Regions from separate parts of the Homo sapiens genome. Here all the other regions are linked to region 3. Evidence: chromatin loops called from intact Hi-C (ENCODE). Cell type or tissue: IMR-90. All regions are shown on one strand. Region 1 overlaps LOC339166 (a long non-coding RNA gene). Region 2 holds the start of LOC124903903 (a long non-coding RNA gene). Region 3 has its middle 22 kb from the start of AIPL1.

What was found. A loop is a pair of places that touch in the nucleus more often than their neighbours do. Peaks named below come from ENCODE experiments on the same cell type or tissue, not always from the same donor. Only the 100,000 strongest peaks of a DNase experiment are listed, where the experiment ranks them.
Region 1: it touches region 3 in a loop (4-fold over the local background); 2 of 110 quality-filtered maps call a loop at or near these places.
Region 2: a loop joins it to region 3, with 13 times the contacts of the local background. A loop is called at or near these places in 26 of 110 quality-filtered maps.

What each region holds. Positions count from the first base shown.
Region 1 is chr17:5,830,692-5,835,691 of GRCh38, reverse strand. All of the region lies in intron 1 of LOC339166 (a long non-coding RNA gene), which reads right to left. Among named protein-coding and RNA genes, the nearest start is that of WSCD1, 240 kb to the left of the region's middle. In IMR-90, no CTCF peak of the experiment used is centred here; a DNase peak (open chromatin) is centred at 2,661.
Region 2 is chr17:5,703,233-5,708,232 of GRCh38, reverse strand. LOC124903903 (a long non-coding RNA gene) reads left to right here and starts at 4,132. Exons shown (of 2, transcript XR_007065592.1): 1 at 4,132-4,216. In IMR-90, CTCF peaks have their summits at 1,185 (motif pointing right) and 2,996 (motif pointing left); a DNase peak (open chromatin) is centred at 1,242.
Region 3 is chr17:6,410,469-6,415,468 of GRCh38, reverse strand. No RefSeq gene overlaps it. Among named protein-coding and RNA genes, the nearest start is that of AIPL1, 22 kb to the left of the region's middle. In IMR-90, a CTCF peak has its summit at 2,271 (motif pointing right); no DNase peak of the experiment used is centred here; H3K27me3 peaks cover 301 bases.

The DNA of each region.
Region 1 (5,000 bases), 580 kb after region 3:
TTAAGGCTCTTGAGGCTGAAATAAATTGAAAAAGCTTTAGCAGAAGTCAAATGTGAGCATCAACCTGGGAAGACACACCAACGAATTTAGGTGTGTTCCAAAGTCTGTTACAAGTTGGAATGCCATTATAAGAACGTTTAGGAGAAGGGAGGGGGTCTTCTCATATCAGAGTTGCTCTTTTTTATTGGTGGGTTCAATTCAGAGGTTACAATCATCGGCTACAGTTTACAGCATACTGGCCAAAATGTCCTACAGCAAGACAATCAGCAAAACTTCATGCATCAGAAACAAATCAGTGTCCGTTTCAGTGTTAATAGGTTACATATTAATCAGTACATCAAAAATTTGAGGAACTCACAATAAGATTTGAGGGACTCACAATAAGATTTGTTACTCAGAGGGGCCAGGCGCGGTGGCTCACGCCTGTAATCCCAGCACTCTGGGAGGCCGAGGCGGGTGGATCATGAGGTCAGGAGATCGAGACCATCCTGGCTAACAAGGTGAAACCCCGTCTCTACTGAAAATACAAAAACTTAGCCGGGCGTGGTGGCGGGCACCTGTAGTCCCAGCTACTCAGGAGGCTGAGGCAGGAGAATGGCGTGAACCTGGGAGATGGAGCTTGCAGTGAGCCGAGATCGCGCCACTGCACTCCAGCCTGGGCGACAGAGCAGGACTCTGTCTCGAAAAAAAAAAAAAAGATTTGTTACTCAGAGACAGGATGTAAGCCATGAATCATAAGACCTTTCCCAGGTGGTTAATTTGGAAGCCTGCCAAAGGTGACCTGTAAGTTATCATTTCCCCTTTTTGATCAAAAATCTTCATGTGGAAGCACTGATGATAAATCTCCACTTAGGTTAGAGTGATAGACATTCTTTATCCCTAGGCACTGAGAAGGCTCATTCCCAGGAAGTCTCATCTCTCAATGCAAAGAAAGAACCTTGTTATTGCAGGCAGGTTGTTAGCAACATGGGGCAGAACATGACACAAGGCTATGTGCTGTTTTCCTGAATAATGAATCACATACAGTTGCTGGGTGATATTATTTTGGCCTTAGCTGTTGAGGAATAGTTTCCATATTCTGGAGAATTTGGGTAAAGAGAAAATAAGTGTCTTAATTTTGTTCACAAAAGCATACTTTACCCAATTGTTGTAAGGTGGCTCAAAAGAAGGAAAACTTTTTGACGTTGGAAAACAGAATATAAAAAGAATTAGCAATTTTTTTAAAAGTCATAAAAATCATTTTAGTCCTCTATGAGTGCAGTCCCGTGTAATTCTTGTTTTGTTTGATGTTGGGTTAGTGATCTTGATGTACAACTTTTTATGGAAGTTTTTATTTAGTCTATTATTCTTAAAGTTATCGGAAATCTGTATTCAAAAGGACTTGTTAGAGTCTCTTCCATGGAAAGCAGTTTTGGAGTATAGCTGATTGCAAATGTTTCTAGAGAAGATTTCAAAACAATAGCTCTGGCCTGTAATCCCAGCACTTTGGGAGGCCGAGGCGGGTGGATCACTTGAGCTCAGGAGTTCGTGACCTGCCTGGGCAACGTGGCAAAATCCTGTGTCTACTAAAAATACAAAAAATTAGCCAGGCGAGGTGGTGCACGCCTATAATCCTAGCTACTCGGGAGGCTGAAACAGGAGAATCGCATAAACCTGGCAGATGGAGGTTGCTGAGAGCTGAGACTGCACCACTGCACTCCACCCTGGGTGACAGGGTGAGACTCTGTCTCAATTTAAAGAAAAAAAAAAGCTATGATCACAAAAACTTTGAATAGCCATAGGTTAAATCTGATGAAAATTCCCAATTGACAAAGAAATTTAGTTATTTCCATTGCATGTAGCATTTTAAGATAACAACCACAACTATGACTGACAGTGTCATATCAGGACCATTAGACTTTTATAAATTTTATGTAATCTTTAGAATACTCATATTAATAACATAGCCATATAATTTTAGAAAAAATTAACATAATCAAAATTATGACTGATAACATATTGGGTTTTTATAATTTACATACTTTTTGGAACATTTATATCAACAACATACCCATAGATGTAACTGAAGGAAGATTAGTATCATTTATTGTCATTGTTTTCCATATAATTCACCAAATACATATATTAGATCAAAAACTGCAATTAAAACTGCAATTACTTTTGCACCAACCTAATATTTAATCCAAAAAGACTTAATTTAGGATTTTCACCCTTGGAAAATACGTCAAATATGTCAGAAGTTTCAAAACATTGGAACAAAACAAAATTACAGGTCATTGTCTTTGTAAAATAATAGTTATTTATTTAACCAGTGTGACAATCAAAAGACCTCAGGGGCCATACAGAAAGTTACATGAATATAAAACCCTTAACCCATTTACAGCTCAGTTTTCCTAAGTAATCAAGAAACCTAATAAAGGCAACACAGGAATTATCTTGACAAAATGTAAAATCTTTGGTTTTTCAGTCAGCTACCAAAAAGGTAAAGAATAACCTCCTGTGGTGTGATTGCTTCTCCTTATGAGAAGCCAATTTAGATAACCTGGAAGCCAAGCCTGATGAAAAGGATATTTAAATTTAAACAGACGCAGACACAGGAAGTGTTTCCAGGGTGATGAGTGAACACTGCATCACAGAGGAATGTAAACAAGAAAACCATTACCTTGATCAGGGGAATACATGGTTCTTTGTATGGGAAGTCTCCAAATTACATTGACCAATTCAGACACATCAAGAAAAGCCAAGAGAATGGAATCAAGTTACACTGGAGGAAAACATTGCTTTTCTAGAACTTCAAGATAAACATTTCAGCAGCAGGCCACAACATCAGAATTAGAACTAGAGAAAAAAGTTATAGGAATGGATGAAAAGGTGGAAAGAGTTATCACCCCAGCCAAGCAAAAAGATATATCTTTTCAAGAGGAGGAAAAACAGAAAGCAATGATACATGACCTGCAAATTACATGTAGCCGAGCACAGCAAAAGTTGAACTTGCAAAATATAAATCTCAGAAGTTTCAAAAAGAAAAAGATAACAGAATTAAAAATCAAAACCTCTTACAATGTCATTAAGAGCGAATCAATACTTTAAGAAAACCTTGTTCCAACATAGGGGACCAATCTTTAGAAAGACTTATAAATAATTTCCTTTTAATTATAGCCAACTTAAACACACACAAAATTTCTTTCTTAAATTCTCTTTTCATGAACCTGATACAGACCATTTATGACATGCTTACTTTATCCTACACTTCCTTTTTCTTAAATACCAAGTCATTTTACTTTAGGACAAAAAATTATTATTCAAGATTTTTTCTCACACAAAATTATTTTTTCTTTAACCTTACTTAATAAAAATATATATTTATGTCCACAACTTTCTTCACATCTCTCTCTCTCTGTCTTACTTAATGGTTCCTTTCTATCTTCTTATATCTTTCCCCTAAATCTACATTTTGAATCAACTTTTAAATAACCTCCAAATTCGACAAAATTATTTTTTCTCAGTAAAGAAAACATGTTATCCCTTTTTATGTTTTTTTCTCTTAAAAACACATCTTGTTTTTTAGGTACACTTTATATACAGAATTATACATATTATTTAGAATTTTTATTCTTAGCAACCTTACATTTTGGTGAAAACCTAGGAGGCAAGAAATCTTGAATCATCTGTCACATATCAGTAGTTTATAGATGAAAACCATTTGATAATTTTTAGAAACATGTTTCCTTCTAACATAATTTTTTCTTAATTGGAAATAACTCGGACGTTTAATAAGTAGTTATTATTTAACACAATTTTAATATTTCAAAGTACATGAAAATTGTATGTATAAGCACTTTATCCCATTTACATTTAATTTATTTATTTTAAGTTTACCCAGATTATGAGAAATGAGATATTTGACAAACCTAGGCATTATTTCAACTTATTTCTATGTTAATCATTTTCACAGCTTATGAAGATATTTCTATTTTACCAATAACTTTAAAGCTATCTTATTTATTAAAGATTTACTTAAGTCACATGAACTTGGGGAATATTGGGGCTAATTTATGAGTGAAAAGACAAGTGGATCCAAATTATATCTCTGACAAAATTGAGACCTGTTTACATGAATAAACTTTGTTTGCCCCAATAGATAATATAGTGAAGACTCTGAACTAAAATTTTGGAAATAGCAGTTTCCATGGCAGTTTTATATTTTTAAGAATCTCTTTCACTTCTTTTTTTTTTCCTTTGGTTTCAGATGAATTTAGGGTTACATTTTTAATGTTTAGCCATTATCTAGAACTGGCTGAATTCTATAAGAAAAACAAAACCTCCAAGCAACCTTGAATTAGTAATACCAGTAGCAGTGAGTTTTATCTCAAAACCAGTAGAAAACTCAGCAGATTCATAGTAGGTAGCAGAAAAAAATAGAGAAATAAAGAACTTAGAAGATTCTACATACTAACGTTAGAGTTGCAGGGTTTTGGAATAACGACTATTTGAGTTCTGAATTTTCCTTGAAGTAACTTGCCCATCAATTTACAAATGTGCACAAGAATGGGCCATAATATGTAGCCAGCTGGAGGCCTAGAAAACCTGGCATTGCCTCAACGGTTGAGAATCCCAGAGTGTTTCTCATTAACAAAGTTTAGGGATAAAAAAATTGTTTAAAAAAAATCTGTATTTTTTAATCTCAGCAGTTTTATTCTCATTCTGCAGTTGTTTCATTTGCTTCTTTTGTTTCGAATTTAAATATATTTCCCCCTTTTGAGAGAAGAAAATGTGAGCATTGTGAAATTCCAAAAATCTCTGCCTAAGAGATGTATAAAGCCAAGGGAACAAGCAGAAAGGAGTGAGTTCAGATCAGAGGGGCAGAAGAAGGGGGAGCAGGTGAAGGTTACAAAGCTTTTAGGTGCTATTGGAAGTAAGTCACCCATTCAATTTGTTTGGTTCTAAAGCCAGCTTTTTCCAATTTTGTGTTTAAATAAATCATTTTAGACATTTCAAAC
Region 2 (5,000 bases), 710 kb after region 3:
TGGGGCCAGGGAGCATTTTCCTGGGAGGAAGAGAAGGAAAGTGGATATTTGCTGAACGGATATTTCTAAAAGTCCTAAAAATCATCTAAGTGAGATAGATAGATGGATGTATAAATACTTGAGATGTCACTCTTTGCACATATATATTGGACATATGGAAAGTCTCTAAGGAAGCGCACACAAGGAGTAATAATAGGTTGTATCTAGAGAGAAGAAGTGGGAGACAGGTAGGAAGGGAAGCTTATCTTTCATCATCTTTTTGTGAGATTTGATTTCTGGTATAATTTGCATATATCATGTTTTGCAAAAGAAAATCAAACACCACCTTTTCATCCACAAGGCATTTCCATATTGATTCTCTTCTTTGACACTCACACTGGAGTGAGGCATAAGGCAGGCAGAAGAGGGAGCTGACCCCACTTTGTGGATGAGAAGAAAACCAAGATCCAGCCAGGGAAGCCAACTTGCCATAGACCGGACAGCTAAAACAGGGCCAGGCCAGGGCTTGGACCCAGATCTGTCTTACACTGCAGACCCAAAGCGTCGCACAGCACCATGCGTCTTGCTGCATGGGCCACTGACCAGGGCAGGGTCCCCCTGTGGACCGCCATAGGGGTAAAACCCCTCAGGCCCAATGCACACCACAAGGGAGAGACTAAATGTGGACAGCCCTCAGAGATTGCTTTGTCCAACCAGGTCCTTTTTTTTTTTTTTTTTTTTTGAGACAGGGTCTCACTCTGTTGCCCAGGCTGGAGTACAGTAGCACGATCTCAGCTCACTGCAACCTCTGCCTCCTGGATTGAAGCAATCCTCCTGCCTCAGCTTCCCTAGTAGCTGGAACCACAGGTGCCCACCACCAAGCCTTGCTAATTTTTGTATTTTTTAGTAGAGACAAGGTTTCACCATGTTGGCCAGGCTGGTCTCGAACTCCTGACCTCAGGTGATCTGCCCGTCTCGGCCTCCCAAAGTGCTGGGATTACAGACAACCAGATCATTTTACAGATAGGCAAAGAAAGGCCAGAATCACAAAGCATGGCCCTTCCTCTCCCTGAATGTCCATCTCCCCATTGGCTCAGATAAGACCTTAACATCCACCTGAGAGGGTTGATGGAAGGAAAGCATTTTGCAGCCCAGGGAGTGTGAAGCATGATTTCAGGAACTGGCTTGCCCCACATTCATTCCCCACAGGACCGCCAGGAGGCAGCACCTTCTCCCTTTCTCTGGCTCAGGAATATGTAAACTGACCAACGCTAGAGCAGCTGGGTTCTCATGAGAGCCAAAGCACTGCTTTCAAGAAAAGCCAAAGGGCTTTGAGCCACTCATGCCTCAGAGAGCAGGTTGTTCTGCAATCGTGCATGTTAGTTTTGTAAGCAAATATGTCAGAGAATTGTTCTGCAGCGGATTTCATGCCTGAACCGGGATTGGGTTTATGTGGCCTCCTTTGCAGCTCAACACATAAATCGCTCCCTTACAAAAGCTCTGTCCCTGCGGGAAGGGCCTAGGTGGCTGCAGCACTAAAAACCTCCTCCTCCCTCTCCCACCCCAGATGGGTTTTCCTTGTGAGTCTCCTTCCCCACGGTGTCCCAGGAGGACAGCATCCTCTCTTGTCTGAGTGCCCTCCTCTCCCTTTGTCATCATCAGGCCCCACACCTGCTCAGAAGGCAGCAAAGAAGCAGGTAGGAGGAAACAAACCAAGGCACCAGATGCTGGTAAAGTAAGTGGGGCCCGTGGAGTCCCACTTAAGCCATTTTCAACTTTGCATCAAATGGAAATTTCTGCAAGCCGCACTGAAAGCTCCTACAATGACTAATGTCGCCAAGCAAGCTCTAGGAACGAATAGATGCTAATTATTTTGTGGAAGCCGAGACAAGTAGAGAATTTAAACAGAGGGCCTCACTAAGCAGATGGTGGGAAGTCTGAAGGCCCAGAAAGGCAGGCCTGCCCTGAGCACCGCCGCGCAATTGCTTAGCTCAGGGACCAGCTTGAAGTCCCTAGGTCGGCCAAGGTACCCCTCTGCCCAGCTCCCCATATGGCCTCCCAGCACTGGGCCCCCACTGGCTTTGCAGCTGGCCAAAGCTGGGCTTCTGGAGCTTCCTTCATAATGCAGGAAGGCCGGGAGGCTGGCATGAAGGTGAGCAACACCCAGGAGCTCATCAGGGAACCCCATCATTGACATCCCAGGGCTTTGGGAATAAGGTGTTTAATGCCACTTTTAAGCCTACCCCCTGCCCCCAGGAAGAAGAGGCACAGAAGAAGAGGTGTGTTTTCTTTTCCAAGATACACTGAAAAGGGCTTAAAACCAGAGAAGCAATGGGCTCAGCATCCCACCTTCCTCAGCCCAAACTGACCACAGGAATCCTGGCCGGGGCCTAGGTTCTCCCTCCCAGAAGTGATCCTCCCAGGCTAGGAGGTTGGAATCTGGCCATTTTCCACCCTAGCCCGCTGAACAACTGAACATGGCTAGCTTGTTCCTCTGTGGCCTCAGCCCAGGCCATTGTCTTCCTGGAATGCTCACCCTTAACCCTCTAATCACCTCCTACTGGACCTTCAGTATTCCCGGGTCACCTCCTCCCGACCCTCTCCTTGAGCCCCTCCCCTCCTGGCTGGGATCACCCAGTCCCCTGTGCTTGGCCTGCACTGCACTCGCTGCCCTGAAGTGTAAAGTGACTTTGAGTCCCTGGAGGACAGGGCCTGGCCTGGGGTCAGCATTCGGGAAACTACCTCCCTGGAGGTGAGCTGGCACCTGGAGAGCAAGGTCAGAGCCAGCCTCCCTCCAGATGGGAGCTAGCACGACCCCACACCCCACAGAGATAGTGGCAGCTCATTAAGAAGACGCAGGAGGTGGCAGGGAGCGGGGATGCTCTCAACTTCCCACTCCCTTTCATCTACTCAAGAGGCTTCGTCCCAAAGCAGTTGCAGAAGCCACAGAGAAGAGTGCTGCAGGGGCAAAGGAATTGCAAAAATCCCCAAGAACATGGAACCCACCCATCCTGCCCCCTGCAGGAGAGTTGGGGAAGGATAGCCAAAGGCAGAGCCAGACCAGGGCCACGTCCCCTGATTTCTAGTGCCAGGCCCTCTTGCCCACTCACAGACAAACTGACAATATTAATGGCAGAGGCACTCACATTAGGGCTCACTGTGTGCTTTACACGGGTTAACTCATTTAATCCTCTCATGTATATGGGAGTATATATATGCAGAATGTCACGACTGTTACAAAGACAGGTTGAGGCCAGATGGACCACCCCCCTGCCATCCCATATTCATATTTGTAACCCAAATGATACATATGAGGTCACAGCATCAATCCTCTCAATGCCTCAAGAGGCTAGAAACTATCACCATGAGTTGGTTATAAATAAGGAAACTGCGGCACAGAAGGGTTAGCTCATTTATCCAGGGTCACACAGCTCATAAGTTGCAGAGCTGGGATTTGAACTGTGGCTGCAGAGCCCACATGACTAAACAGGCATTCTTCCATCCACACCCTGACATGGAACAATGCCAGTGTACTCAGCTGATGCTTTGGGAGTCCTTACCCAACAGGACCTTCCTCGATCCAGAAGAGGATGCCCAAGAGTGGAGGTCAACTTTCTGGGGAAAGGACTAACTCCGATGTGTTTTCTGAATAGCACCCACTCGGTCATCTCTGTGGAGTATATATATTGACATATATCTCATATATATGTTAGACAGACAGACAGATAGATCAGCCATATCCATTATTTCTCATCACTAATCTATTGCCTGGTTCATTTCAAATGATTAAAGCATCCTGGGTTTTCCCTGCAAGTTGTGATACCTGGTGCAGAGAAAGCCCAGTGGACACTTCAAGGAAGAAGACCTGAATTCTGGTACTAACTCTGCTTATCTCATTAGCTGTGTGACCCTGGACAACATGGTGAACCTCTCTGAGCCAGTGCCTGATTACTCAGCAGTGTACGGAGATGTAATACCTTCCCTCCTATAGCACCATGCTAGGCACCAAAAACTGGGAGATGAGCAGAGCGTAGGCCCCATGCTGCTCCAAGGCTAGCAGCCAAGGGAGACAAGGACAAAAGCCATCACAGTGTCTGGCCAAAGTGAGGACACAAAGACAGGAGTGCTCAGACTGCATCAGAGGGGACAAGGAAAAGACATCATGAAGCTGGAGAACCCTGAATGGAGACTTGGAAGACAAGTTGGAGGTCTCCAGAGTGGAAGGGCTTGCAGGCAGGTAGGGCAGCCTAAGCAAGGCAGGCATGAGGCAGATGTGCATGGAGAAGGGGGAGTGGTTCTTAGGGGAGCTCTGGATATGAGGGGGTGGGATGGAGGACGGCAAGTGAGACGAGGGCTGCAAAGCCACTTTGTAACATGAGAGCTGGAAAGGCCCTTGGAGGACATCCACCCACAGGCTGCAAACTCACATACCTCCAGGGCTTAGGCAAGTGATAGCAATAAGTGAACTGGGCCAGGTGTGAGACAGTAGGAAGGGGTGGGGTGCATGGCAATTAGAAGGTAGGACCTGCCTAAAGGTACCCAATTTTTGACCTTCGTGAAACATGTCTGCAAGATGAATTTGAGCTTATAAACTCCTGCTCCATTCTGATCTTTTCACTATGCAGAATGCCATGACTGTTACAAAGACAGGTTGAGGCAGCTGAACCATCCCCCTACTATCCCATATTCATATTTGTAACCCAAATGACACATATGAAGTCACAGCATCAAGCCCCAAGACTGTTTCCCCTAGTTCCCTCCCTCTGTCTTCCTCTCTCAGTCTCAATTTCCACTGGGATCCTGGTCTCCAGCACAACACCCTGTTCTTCCCACACTTTCTGCTGTTGCCACTGAGCCAAGTCTGCTGCCCACTTCTCCACTGCCCCAGGCGCAGATCCCCCGGGATGCTCCCCTGTTCTTGCTCCATAATCGCCACTGCAGAGTGGCTGCAGACACGCTCCCTCACCACTAACTTCATACACCTAGATGGGCTCCCCAAGGGTTGCTTGGGCCCTTGGGAG
Region 3 (5,000 bases):
GTGCAGTGGCGCGATCTCGGCTCACCACAACCTCTGCATCCCAGGTTCAAGTGACTCTCCTGCCTTAGCCTCCTGAGTAGCTGGGATTACAGGCACCTGACACCACGCCCAGCTAATGTTTGTATTTTTAGTAGAGATGGGGTTTCACCATGTTGGTCAGGCTGGTCTCGAACTCCTGACCTTAGTTGATTCGCTCGCCTCGGCCTCCCAAAGTGCTGGGATTACGGGCGTGCACCACCGCGCCCGGCCCTTTCTTGGCATTTTCTAAATGCCTTTTCTAGTTGCCTGAGCCTGGACAGGGGTCCTAGTGCCCTCTGGCCAGGGAGCCCCAAGACCAGACTGAGACATGGGTGGGCCCTTGTCATAGTGCCCTAGGGCTTCAGTCACAGAGCCACACACTAAGAAGCTTCTTGTCTCGCAGCAATGGAGATGGGAAGTCTGAAATCAAGGTGTCGCCAGGGCTCTGAAGACCCCAGGGAAGGGTCTGCCCTGGCCTCTCTCCTGTCTTCCGGTAGCTTCAGGCCGTGGCTTGTAGATGGCCATCTTCGCCCTGTGTCTGCTTACATTGTCTTCCTTCCGTGACTGTCTTTGTGCCCAAACTCCTTCTTTTTATAAGGACACTTATATTGCATTAGCACCTGCCCCCAAATGATCTCATTTTAACTGGATTATCTCTTCAAAGACCCTGTTTCTAAATAAGATCACACTCTGAGGTTCTAGGGGTTAGGACTTCAACACATCTTTTGGGAGGAGGACACGATTCAACCCAAAATAGTCCTGGTTTGGTCCCTGTTCTTAGGGGCACTGTCTTATCCTCTATCCCTCTAACCCCTTCCCACCTTCAACTGTGGGGTCTACTAGATGGGGAGAGCCAGGGTGCATACCCATGGGGCCATCCCAGAGCCCTGTGGCGGGACCCTGGTTCCAGAAGGGAAGCCTAGAGAGCAGGTTGCCCCTGTTGGCTGGGGTGGTATTTCTTTCACGGGATTGTGCAAGACTAAGCAGCCAGCATGGTGGTGGGACATGCTGAATTTGGGGTGACTCAAATTTCTGATATAGATGTGTATTTCATAACATTTTCCTGAGCCCTGAACACCACGGGTTGGCCCTGTTCTGCCAGCCCCTCCCACACTGGGGAATGGCCCTCCCAGGGCCAGCGTCTGCAACCCCAGGGATGTCCAGCCTGGGCGACAGGATGTACCCCATCATTCCCTGTCTTTCCCCTATGTCATATCTCCACCTCCCAACACTCCCTGAAGGACTGTTGGAGTTAGAGTGACCCCCAATTAGAGTATTAATTATGTAGCCACAGTGAGCCTCTCTCTGGGTAATTGGAACAGAGGCACTGAGCTTGCCCTTGTCTCTGAGCAAGAGGAATTACTGATGGTCCTCAGAACACTGCAGCCTGGTCCCTGCTGCCACTCCTGCCCAGCCTGGAGACAGCGCACCTGGGGACTGGCCCTTCTTACTATTGGGAAACTCCTTCTTCCACCTGTGGGAGTCTGAGGGGGGCCAGGAGCCAGTGGGTGGGACTCAAGAAGGATACTCAGCCTCTGCAGATGGGGCTCATTGTCCCTGATGAATGGGAGCGGCCCAGACAGGAGAAGAGATAAGAAGTGTAAGGGCACAGCTGGGACACGGAGGCTGGGAGTTGAAGTTAGACCACAGTGGCATCTCATATTGTCCCAGCTTGCCACAGCCCTCACTTGGGAGGGGGCTATTGGCACCCGACCTGGGATTTGTCCTGCCTGGGACATGGGTTGAAGGCCAGAGCAGGCACTGAATATGGGGTGAGTCTGCGGCCAGGGTAGGGCTCAGAGAGAGCCCAGGTGGAGGCCAGTATGTACCTGTATAGGACAAGAGTCATGGGAGAAAAGGCTGCCAAGATTGAACAGGACCAGATCCAGGGGACCTTGAATGCCAGGGAGGGGCCTCTGAAAAGCTTCCACTGGCAAGGGAAATGATCAGATGAATATTCTAGAAAGATGTCTCTGTGGCAGGTGTAAGGTTGCATTGAAAGGGGGAGATCAATTTGGAGACTGCTGTAATAGTTTCGGCAAGAGAGCAGCATTGGAAGAGAAGAGGCCCATGTAAGATGCTGGTGCAGCAGAAGTCCTGTAATGTGGTGGAGGAAGTTTGGGAATGGCAGCCACTTACAGTTGTGCAGGTTGTGCATTGAACAATTCCAGCACTGTCTCCACCCCCTACTCCTCAATTTCATTGTCATCTATCTTAGATATGTGTAGTTACTACAAGTTCCCAATAGATGGCAGGAAAGTGTTTTGAGGAAGGGGGTAGCTTTTTCTAATTTGCAGTCCCCATATTGGCTAGTGGTGAGGCTGTGTTTGAGCTAAGCTGATCTGTGAAATGTTAGTTTCTGATGGCAGGGCCTGAGGATGTCCAGATCTGACACTGGACAGTATCAGCTGGCCAGAGCCCAAACTAGGAGCAATGACCACCCCAACTGATGCCTGGAACCCTGGGCTTTTCTCTGTACCCAGCAGAATCTCATCCGTGAAGGGCATGGCATTGAGGAGGGATGGCCAGGACTGGGATTGGGTGGTTAAGATAGGATGAGGGGTGGTGGTCTCTGGGTTGGTCACCCTACTGGCTGGCCTCCAGCATGGCTGTTAGGCTCTTGAAGGACCCCTTTCCCAGGAAGTTCTGGGGGATTTCCGTCCACTGTGCCCCAGATCTGTGTCTGTCTTCTTGGATTCTGTCCTGAGGGTAGGGTGAGTCTTAATTTCCAGCTGGAGTACAGGTGTCCTGCTCCTCCTTCTTGGGACCCGGTTCAAGACTCCCATGTAGCCCCTTCCTCTTTGATAATTAATATGTTAGCCAGCAAAGAGTTTGGTCAAGCTGCCGTACTGTGCTGGTTGTCTCCCGTTGGTCTCTTCAATCCACTCTCCACCCTCCTTCCTGCACCCTGCTCTGGAAGATGATCCTGTGGGTGATACGCCGATGGCTCCCTCTGGCTTCCAGTGGGTTCTTCCCATTGGAAGCCCCTGTAGGAGATTGGGGGCTGGAGGAGAGTGGGGTCAGGGCTTTTGTTCCCCCAGCTTTCTTCCTTGTGTAGGTGGGGGTCTTCTGTCCTGACTGTTTAATACGCTGATCTGTCAGGCAGCCCTCTGCACCCGCTCTCCCTGCACTAGTTCATTCTTTTCTTTTCTCTTTCTTTCTTTCTCTTTCTTTCTTTCTCTTTTCTTTCTTCTCTCTCTCTTTCTTCTCTCTCTTTCTTCTCTCTCTCTTTCTTCTCTCTCCTTCCTTCTTTCTCTCTCCCTTCCCTTCCTTCCTCTCTCTTTCTTTCCTTCCTTCCTTCCTTCCTTCTTCTTTCTTTCTTTCTTTCTTTCTTTCTTTCTTTCTTTCTTTCTTTCTTTCTTTCTTTCTTTCTTTCTTTCTTTCTTGTCTTTCTCTCTATGGAGTTTCACTCTTGTTGCCGAGTCTGGAGTGCAATGGCATGATCTCGGCTCACTGCAACCTCTGCCTCCTCAGTTCAAGGGATTCTCCTGCCTCAACTTCCCGAGTAGCTGGGATTACAGGCATGCACCACTACACCCGGCTAATTTTGTGTTTTTAGTAGAGATGGGGTTTTATCATATTACTCAGGCTGGTCTTGAACTCCTGAGGCCTCAGGTGATCTGCCCGCCTTGGGTTCCCAAAGTGCTAGGATTACAGTCGTGAGCCATTGCGCCCGGCCTGCGCTGGTTTCTTATTGCTACTATAACAAATCTACAAACCCACATTTATTATCTTACAGTTCTGGAGTTCAGAAATCTGAAATGGGTCACATGGGACTGGAATCAATGATTGGTTGACTTTAGTCCTGTTGGTAGGATTGCATTCCTTCTGGAGGCTCTAGCGGGGAATTCGTTCCTTGCCTTTCCCAGCTTCTAGAGGCTCCTGCATGTCTTGGCTCATGGCCACATCACTCCAGCCTGTTTCTGTTGTCACATGTCCTTCTCTGACTCTTCTGCCTCCTTTTTTTCTTTTTTTGAGATGGAGTTTTGCTCTTGTCATCCAGGCTGGGGTGCAGTGGTGCAATCTCAGCTCACTGCCATCTCTGCCTCCTGGGTTCAAGCGATTATCCTGCCTCAGCCTCCCAAGTAGCTGGGATTACAGGCACCCACCACCATGCCCAGCTAATTTTTGTATTTTTAGTAGAGATGGGGTTTCACCATGTTGGCCAGGCTGGTCTCGAACTCCTGACCTCAGGTGATCGGCCCGCCCCTGCCTCCCAAAGTGTTGGGATTACAGGCATGAGCTACCACGCTCGGCCTTCTGCCTCCGTCTTATAAGGAGCCTTGTGGTTACACTGGGCCCACCCAGATAATCCAGGATGATCTCCCCATTTTAAGACTTTTGGCTGGGCGCGATGGCTCACGCCTATAATCCCAGTACTTTGGGAGGCGGAGGTGGGCGGATCACGAGGTCAGGAGATCAAGACCATCCTGGCTAGTGCAGTGAAACCCCGTGTCTACTAAAAATACATAAAATTAGCTGGGCGTGGTGGCGGGCGCCTGTAGTCCCAGCTACTTGGGAGGCTGAGGCAGGAGAATGGTGTGAACCCAGGAGGTGGAGCTTGCAGTGAGCCGAGATGGCACTACTGCACTCCAGCCTGGGTGTCAGAGCGAGACCCCATCTCAAAAAAAAAAAAAAAAGACTTTTCACTTGGTCACGCCTGCAGAGTCCCTTTGCAATGGAAGGTGACTCATTCGCAGGTGCTGAGGATTACGAGGTAGATATCTTTGGTGGGGGGATCATTCTGCTGACCACACTTTATTCTGGGGTTCCCCTCATTCCTAGGGGTGGTCACGGCTCCTGGCTGTTCCCAGGCCTGGGGCGCCACAGGCACCATTCCTTACTGTTTCCCTATATCCTGCCTGCTCTGTCCTTTGAAGAGTTCCCTTTAACAATTTTCCTCAAATTGCCCAAATTGAGGATACCATTGGATTCTTGCTCTTTGAATTCCTGCCAGAACTCAGTGGATACACCTGCCCAGG